Linked DNA regions of Homo sapiens: region 1 is linked to region 2. Evidence: chromatin contacts called from ENCODE Hi-C data. All regions are on one chromosome and are shown on one strand. The core of a region is the stretch at or near the end of the contact, and the rest is flanking DNA. Distances in the headings are between cores, read along the strand shown.

Evidence for each region. Hi-C counts contacts between places; a loop is a spot of excess contacts on that map.
Region 1: a loop to region 2 is called in a map with no recorded cell type, with 3 times the contacts of the local background. The contact joins the promoter of SOX5-AS1 here to the promoter of SOX5 in region 2. A Hi-C loop is called at or near these places in 1 of 37 single-sample maps with no recorded cell type.

The regions. Positions count from the first base shown.
Region 1 is chr12:24,220,942-24,225,881 of GRCh38, reverse strand. SOX5-AS1 (SOX5 antisense RNA 1) reads right to left here and starts at 2,611. Exons shown (of 5, transcript NR_120472.1): 1 at 2,559-2,611. It also overlaps a transcript of SOX5 not described here.
Region 2 is chr12:23,947,483-23,952,168 of GRCh38, reverse strand. SOX5 (SRY-box transcription factor 5) reads left to right here and starts at 2,499. Exons shown (of 15, transcript NM_006940.6): 1 at 2,499-2,605. The coding sequence starts at 2,568.

The DNA.
Region 1 (4,940 bases), core at 1,362-3,861, 270 kb before region 2:
GGCGAGAGACGAGAATAAATGGAACTATTAATCATTTTTTCTACTTTTACAATTATAATTTGAGTCAGTGATGTGATTTCTTATATATTCTGGGAAGAGGGGATATAGTATCTATGCAAATTATTTGCCAGTTTGTAAGTCATTACAATCATTAAAAATATAACACCATCATAGGAAATATTACTTGCTTCCTAATGAACCATATTGTCTTTCTGCTTTAATTTTTATTTACAACATCAACAATGACAATGAAGTACAGTTTTCTACTAATGTGTAACCAACTCTCCTGAGTGTGTAGCATGTGCTTTTGGTGTTAACTATTTTGGAGACAAGAAATTAGCCATTGTTGAAATTATTTTAAGAAAATGAAATGTAACTCTAAGTGGGGAAAAAAAAAAAAAACCTCTGATAATTGTTAATTTACTCAACTAATGGCTTTTCCTGATGCCCAAAAGTTTTAAAGTTTCAAAGCTTTTTCCAATTTTCTTCCCTAAATGACTTTATTTTTTGGGTTGTTACAGTGCTTTTGTGAAACAAAGATGTGACTATGTGTATCATTGAAAAACTGGCTTGTATTGGACCTCCTTTAAGCACTGAGCTTTTAAAGAAAATTACTGGTAGGCAAGCTGATTTTGGTGATGGGTTAGGTATAACTAGAGATTCATGTTCTCAAATTTTGGTCCTGACATTCCTTTCCACCTGAGCGAAGGAAAGAAAGCGGAGGGTATGTTCGTGTCACAATGAGGTTTATACTTTTGATCTGGGTAGAATTTGTGTTCGATATAACCAAAATGTATGGATACCTACTGTGTGTCTAGCACTTAAGTAATTTCTTTTATCCAATGGCCATATAATTAAATAAGCAAAATTTCACCCAGGGGCGGCAGTCTGAGAATTCAACACACTAAATAGAAAACTAGAAGATGGGAGAATGCTGTGTAAAGAGAGAGTGAGCACCCTGTGTGTTTCTAAAGAGAATGGAAGGAATTTATTCAGCCTATGTAGCCTCTGTGTGGGTAAGGTTTTAGTTATGAGATAAATCAATGATCACAATATTAAATAAGTCATACCATTGCACTTATCAGTGCTCATGCAGTGACATAGTGAAAAAAATAATGAAGTAGAAACATCAGTTCCCTGTATCAAAAGCTATGAGATATAAATACTCCCAGCCAAAGAAGGCAAGATCTGAAATTTTTTAAAAATGTGGATATATAGAATAAATATGCAACCCTCCTGATAATGTTGGCTGATGAAGTGAAATTCACCAACTGTAATTCTGGCACAGAGAGACACACATAGTGCCTGCATACACACACACACCCACACACACACACATACATCCTCAGAATATTCTTAATCATTTGCTATCTTATTTACATTTCATTTGCTAGAGTAAATTCTATCATTTGAACTTTTAAAAAATATATTTCAATATTAAGCAAAAATAAGGAATAATGTGATTGGCTTTCAAATAGCTTATTACCATTCAAATACTCTCTAGATAATTTATATTTAAAAAGGCGAAAAAAAAAAGAAAGAAAAAAAGAAAAAAACTGTGTCAGCTTCCGAAACATTCTAAATGGAGACTTAGCTCTAAGTAATCAAAATTGCTTTAGTTGTGCAGAGCAGCATTAAAAGCCTCGTCCACTAATTGAGTGAAGCGGCACAACTGAAGCAGCCTTGTCCCTCATTAGATGATCTTGCAGGCACTGTTTGTCATCCTGGGTTGCCGGGCTCAATCTAATAGTACTGCTGGCTCAAATTAATGGTAATTCGTTATGACACACTATGTCCTTCCAGCGAAACAACAATGCGAAGCCAGTGGGGCATCTGTCTACCACTGCTGCTTCTTGATCTCTTTCCTTTCCACTTTAGTTCATGCGACCACCTTTGCATAACGCTTCTAAATTCTTTAGCTAACTGGTGATTGGAGATGCCACCTGCCTGAAGAATTGCGTCCAGTTCTCTTCCACTAGTGTCACAGAAAAAGCATCTCTAACAATAGGTCGAGTCAGTCTGAAACGTGATGACATTTTCTAACGGAAGCAAAACTCATTCGTGTGTGTATGTTTTTTTGTTTGTTTGTTTGTTTGTTGTTTTTTGTTTTTGTTTTTGTTTTTGTTTGAGATAGGGTCTCACTCTATTGCCTGAGCTAGAGTGCAGTGGTGTGATCATAGCTCACTGCAGCCTCAACCTTCTGGGCTCAAGCGATCCTCCCACTTCAGCCTCCAGAGTAGCTGGGACTACAGGCACATGCCAACATGCCTGGCTAATTTAAAAATTTTTCAGTATAAAGATGGCCTTGCTACATTGCTCAGGCTGGTCTCAAAATGCTGGCCTCAAGCAATCCTCCTGCCTTGGACTCACAAAGTACTGGGATTACAGGTGTGAGCCACTGTGCCAGGCCTGGGACTTCTTTTGGAATGTAAATACCTCACTTGTATCTAATCATGGGGAATATTAATAAGAAATCTTGAGATACAGTGTTCATGAATGTGATGTAAATCCAAAGACAATGAATATTTTCTGACTCTTTGACTTTGGTTATTCAATACCTTTTGGAGGAAACTTCATGTTTATGTGATGAGCATTGCTGTTCAGAATGCTGCTTTTCTATTCTTAAGTGCAGATAGAATGCTGGAAAATGTTCTAACAGTGATGCAATCAGCCACTTCCTCCTAGCAACTCTAAATTGTGTGTTTGTATCAATCAGTTTATTGTGTTCATTCAAATAATTTCATCTGTCTGGAAGGATGACTCAACTCTACACATGAAGAAACATCTAAATAATATCTGGACATGGCTTTTCATTTGAAATCCTCGAATTACCCATGAATAGAGAAAAGGTCACATGTATTGACCAGTTGACTCTGCAGTTTTGAAAGTGGTGATGCTTAGTCAGTATGGGGTGCCGGACAGTTGTATCACCCACTGTTTTCCCAAGGTTCAGCCTTAGTCTCACTGTAGGGTGTCTATTCCAAGCAATATGGGCACAGTGTGATTTTAACAATGTTAAAAGCTTGCCTACCACCATACCATGTATTGTTTGAAATCCCACAATTAGATTCAGTCCTTTGGGCTATATATTTTTTAAATGTTTCTTAGCATAATCTAATTGCTTGGAAGAGCTAATATATTACAACTAGTTATCAGTAATCATTTATTCATTTACTTATTTCTATTAATCCTATCCCCTCCCAAAACATGCTCTAACAAAATCCTTCAGTTCAGAACTAGTTCCCATTCCCTCATTTTGCGAAATTCTTGCATAAAACCTAGATATATCGCTTTTACATGGTAGTTTGTAACGTGCCTTGATGAACGCCTGCTTTTTCCATTAAATCTGCTCCACCCACATTCAGTCTTCACAATTTCAGCGAATAGTAATTCCATCCTTCTATTTGCTCGTTTTAAGCATGTAGGAGTCATCCTTGACTCCTAGCTTTCACTCATACCCCTGTCCAGTCCACTGGCAAAACCTCCGTGCAGAAAAAAAAATTCCACATTCACCACTGCTACTCTGGCCCAAGACAAAATAAACCATTGCCTGGAATATTAAAATAGACTCTACCCTGACCTACTTTAAGCTTATTCTTAACATAGCCCTGGAAATAAATAGGGACATTTTTGGTGGTCAAAAGACCAGGGCAGTTCTACTGGCATTTCATGGGCCCAGTTTAGAGACACTAAATGGCCTGCCATGTGCTTGGTGGTGGGGGGGAAAAGAGGAGCTGTCCACTCAGAATGCCAATAACAACCTCACTGAGAAATATTGAACCAATTAAAACCTAAGTCACCTGATTTTCCACTTATGCTCAAACCTCCACATTGGCTTTTAATTTTTCTAAGAACAGAAGCCAGTATCCTAACTATGGCCTACAAGGCCTTACACAACCCTTGCCTTCCCCTGGCTTATCTGACCTCACTTCCTATTACTCTTGCATTCACTCACTCCATTGCAGCCACTCTGAAAATACAGTATGCCATCGTGCTATTTACTCTGTATGAAAAGTTCTTTCCCCAATTTACACATCCCTCACCTCCTTACTCATATATCTTCTTTTCTAGTCACCCTGCTTAAAATTGCAGATCCTGCTCTCAGATTCTTGTCTACAAACTGTTTTTGTCTCCAAAGCACTTGTTGCTATTTAATACATTGTGTTGTATTCTTGTCTTTCTTTACTCACCAGACTGTAAGCTGCATGAGAGATTTTTGTCCATTTTGTTCCCTGCTGTGATCACATTGCTTAGAATAGTATCTGGCAGGTAGTAGGTGCTCAGTGGGCAGTTTTTGAGTGAATAAATTTAAACTTATAACAACCTTAGGTAGTATTGCATTAAGAAATGGAGATTTAAAAGCTGAAAGAGGCCAGTAGATTTGTCAAGAGACACTTAACTAGTAAAAAGAAGAATTTACACATGTTCTCATGAATACATTTATTCATCTACTAAGTATTTATTAAACTCTTATTTGAAGTCGGGCTCTGTTTTAAGTGCTGGAGGTAAACCAATGAACAAAATAGACATGGTTATAAAACAAATTAATTTTAGAGATGGCAAGTGCTATATAGGAAAGAAAGGAAAGGAAGAAGGAGGAGTGATGGATAGGGTGGAGGAGGCCTTCATGTCTTGTATTTTTTTCACTATAACCTGACTAGCTCATTTCCATATTAGTAACAATTACTTTATTTAATGCATTAGCAAACACTTGAAAACAAAATGGGGAATTGATACACAGGCATAGTTTGAAGAGGTTATGTGATATATTGGGAAGAAAATGGATTTTGACATCAGGCCATCCTGAGTTAAAATCTCAGCTCTGTCACATGGGACCATAGACAACTAAGTCCAACCCAGTATCCTCATTTGTTAAGTGGAGTTAACCATGGGCACTTCATGGGGTAGTTGTGAAATCAAAAACCAGTGTAGATAAGGTG
Region 2 (4,686 bases), core at 1,250-3,749:
ACCCATCCTCCTTCTTCACTTTTTTTCTCTATTGATATAAGATAAGCAAGATTTTTCCTAGTTAGGAAAAAAATTTTAAATATTTTTAAAAGTGTATATAGCTATGCAGCTACTATACCCTAATTCTCATAACAACCATTAACAAATGAAGAAAAATATAATTTTTGTATACATTATCCATTAGAGTATATTAGATTGTAGGTCCCTTAAGGGCTGAAAAAATAGAGATTTAAAATAAATGCAACAATTTTTTCATTTTTCTGTGTGGGAGTAGGTTGTTGCTGTAACAAAAAATAATTTGAGACTAACAACAAGAAAGAATAGTGAGTAATATTCTTCCCCCCTTCCCCAACTGCTGAAAGTGAAAATCATGTCAGCATCAAGTCATTTTTGCCACATCCCTTGTTAACAGCTTTTTCAGGGTGGGTCATAGTTCTATGTTTTGTTAGTGTCTTAACTCCATAGTGACATGCTTAAATCTTATTCCACATTGATTTTGTAGTGTGTGTGTGTGTATATATATATTTTTAGAACATCTCCTGATGATAGAATTAAATATTAAGTTATTATCAACTTGTCTAAAAATTTATAAGCTTTGAATGAAAAATAAATTTACTAATATAAGTTCATAATTGATTTTTTTCTCTTTGGAATATGTGTATGATGTATCACTGTGAATGTCTAAAAAAGTAAACTTACTGTTTGCCTGTCTCCAGAAAAAAAAGTGGGACCTAATCAAACTGCCGTGGGGTCAACCCTTGTGGTTTTAAAGGCCCTTAATGTTGTCCAGCTGCAAAATAAAAGGAATTGGGAGGGGAAGTTGGAAGGAGTGGAGGGGGTTGGGGGGGAGGAATGTGTGGAAAAGAACAGGGAGTCTGGCTTTTATTTTTTTTTTAAGTGAGTTCAGTGCCAGCCTGGACATTGGCTGTACAGACTATTGAGCCATTGTCTGCTCCATTTCCAGAATAGCCCCCAGTTAATCACTTCGGCTTTGAAGGGAATTTCCTCGTGGAATTCTCCACAGAAAATCTAATCAACTGACCTGCCCTCTCAACAATGGAAGGCTTTTTTTTCCTCTCTTTCCCTTATTGGGGCGGGCTCTGTAATGTAGCCTTTTGTGCAGAATGAACCCTCCCAGTAGGAGTGGAGAGCGTGCGTGAGTGAGTGTGTGTGTGTGTGTGTGTGTGTGTGCATGCGTGTGTGAAGAATGCACACTATCTCCTGTTGGTAAGTGTGTGCTTACTCCCTGACCAGATGCTGCGGTGCACGGGGCAGCCACCATCTCTGCATGCATGTCTGTGTAAGTGTCTCTCTCTCTGTGTGTATGTGCCTCTGTCATTTCGTGTCAAAGGTACATTACCTGATTACCTTTCTCGGCTGCCAGATTTTTATCTAGATAATTGGAACTGCTATGGAGGCTGTGCCTTGCCAGCCAGCTTAGAATCTGTAAAGCCATAGTTTGTCCACCTTGTTATCTGTGGCTGCCTGGGCAGAGGAAATTAAAGAGATCCACAGCCAGGGGGGCGCTTCCTACTCCTGACCTCCCCAGCGATCCCAAACAGGACAGTTTGTTAGTACCGTCTTTTTGTTTTTATGTTTTGATTTCGTTTTGGGTTTTTGTTCGCTCGTGTATGTTATTTTGGCATGTGGATACCTATTCCCCTCCACATCGCACATCGTGTTTTATGGAGTTTAGAGCTGAGGAAACTTTGGTCGGGTTGCCAGGACGTTCGCACCACTTTGCGGAAAGCACGAGCTAACAGTGAGACCGACAGAGTGAGTGACAAGTTGTTTACAGGTTTCCTTGAAGGGGCCTCTGCTATATTTCAATCTGTCAAAGTTGCTTTTCTTCCCTCAGAACAATGCCTGATTGTTGTGTGTGTGTGAGTGTGTGTGTGTGTGTGTGCGTGTATTTCCGTGTGTGAACGGAGAGAGCCTAGAAAAGGGTGAGAAGGAATAACAATTCTTTGTGTAAAAATGCTATTACTAACATTAAATTTTTTGCTTAATTAGTTAATAAATGCAGTTTAATCGAGCTTCTGTTATTATATAGACTAGGTTTTTAATCAGCAGCAAATACGTTTTACAAAATCATACTGTTCTGCGTGTGTATGTGTGTGTGTGAGTTTTATGATTTAGAAGACAGAGTATGGGAGACGTGTTAAATGAGTTGACTTCTCACATTCAGTGATGTCTAGAAGAGAGAATTAAAAGGAAAGGACAGGCACCCTGAGGTTGTCTAGAGCCTTGCAGCCGGAGCGTGTGGCTCCGCGGAGGGGGGAGCAGCCAGACTCCGCTGCTGGAAGTGCACTACCCCTTTAAGAGACTGGTCAAGGAGTCCTAGGAGAGAGAGGAGGGGAAGGAGGGGGGGAGAAAGAGAGAGAGAGAGAGAGAGAGAGAGACAGAGAGAGAGAGGGAGAGAGAGAGAGAGAGAGAGGGAGGGAGGGAGGGGGGGAAGAGACAGAGAGAAAATCAATTGGTTTAGAAGGTTTGGACTCACTTGACAGGTTCAGTTGGAGACGATCATAGGTGGCTGCTGTGACAAAGGGAAATTGTGCTTTTCCAGCATGCTTACTGACCCTGATTTACCTCAGGAGTTTGAAAGGTGAGTACAGTTTTTTCCCCCTAATATATTGAAGTACAACTCTCCCATTTTACAGTAGTCTCTGAATCATTGGAAGATGCTCCCCCAAAACGTGTTTGTTAGAGAAGCCTTTAGCTAGGGCTTCTGCAATCTTGTTAGCTGATTTTTTGTTGTGATTGCCCGGACCAAACTGAACTGATTTGCAAAGTCTCCGAGATTTCTGCTAATGTTTTTAGGTTGCGTCCTATAACAGCAAATTAAATGAACCTTAAGCATCTCTCTCTCTCTCCCCAACTCGCTGCTTCTGTCTTTCTCATTCACTCTCTTACTTTCTTCCTTCATTGATTGTTTTCTCCCCACCTTTTAAAAACGCTTTTGTGCAGAATGTTACCATTTTCAGCATCTCTGTCTCATGTAATTTCTAGGGTGACAGAAGGTTTTAGTGGTGCTTTAAACGGAGGCTATAAGTTCCTATTTGATCCTTCCGTAAAACTTTGGAAGCTGCTCAGTAAAGCACATGACCTTTTGTTGATATAAGAGAGCGTTTTTTCCCCCCAAAGAAAATTTAACATCATCGCTATATTAGATTACTCCCTAAGTGTCAAAAATAGGGGCGAAAAGGGGATAAATGGAGCTGTTCCCTTTCTAAGTTTTAGTGGCCACTTTTTGTGTTAGCTGTCTTGACTGAATTTTAATTTACTGTATTTTCCCCTTTTGCTATGATGGGAATAGTGTATTTGTAATTAAGTTGTTCCTATTTAGAGAAATATCTGCAGCATCCTTTTATTTGATGTTGTTGCAAGTAAAGCAGGGCTTTGAAAGAATTTTAGCCCTCTTAATGTTCCTATAAGTACACATTGCAATTTTTAAATTTGAGTTCTTATCCCAGCATAAGTTCATTTTTTTGAACTATAAATAGAATTTTGTTTGCCATTAAAAAGAATTCAAACTTTGTATTCTGTATGGTGAATTAAAAAAAAAAAAGCTAAAAAAAGCCAGGATGCATGATACCCAGGCTTTTTTTCATTTTCATGAAAGCTACCTTCTGTATAAACATTTGTTGTATCTGACTATGCAATGCAAGCTAGGTGCTAGACCAGCTGGTTAAAAATATGCTAAGTCAAGCTGTTCATCGCTCAAACGACTGAATTTGATATGAAAAGACGAAAAAAGAAAGGACAAAGATTAAAACATTCTAGAAGTGAAGCAATGGAAGAGAAAAAGAGTATTGAGGATAAAGTAACGCTTGAATGTGGTCACATATTAGAAAAGCCAGTATCAAATCAGGGAAGAAAGTAAAATAGCCAACACATATACTTCGGTGCTGTCATCTTTCTTTGATTTCTTCTGTGTTTTTTTTTTTAATAATTAAATTGCATCTTTACTAGATAATTCCAGCGAATGTTTGAGCTTTCTTAACAGTTTTGAATTAAAATTTTCACTTCTATATATTAACTCTTTAATTAGTGAGCTTTTATTTGCAAATATAGCCTTATATCATAGGTAGATGTTGAAGTTATTCATAGTGGAACATACTGTACATTACCTAATGTAGCGATTTGCTAATTTAACACAGTTAAGTTTTCTAGAATGCACAGAGTAGCACTTAAATGATAATATTCTTTAATTCTAATTATACTTTTTGCAAATACAACTCTGAGGCTGATTTGTAAGCCTGTTAACAGATTGTACTTATAAAAAGGTAGTTACATATTAACAGGCTGTAGCCTATTTCTCTATATAGGCAAGCTTCCTGCTGTGAACTTTATTTGTATTTTTTTTTCAATTATCTCTTTTTAAACTAAACTTTTCCCTTTCCTATTCTGATGCTCAAATCTGTTAACATCTTTTTTCCTCCTGGTGGGAATTTCATTTTTTTTTTTCACCCAGAGGCATGCTTTTCTAACTAGCTAATTAAATAAGCAAGTGATAATCAATAGGGTTGTTAGTATGACTATCATATTTAGAAATATTAGTAGCTAAAATAATTCTGAAAAATGTCACACAATATAACGTTCCTTAATAATTTCCCCTGTGGTTGTAATTGGTAATACATACAAAGATCTCAGCAAATCATTACTATTTGTTTACATTGAATTTGT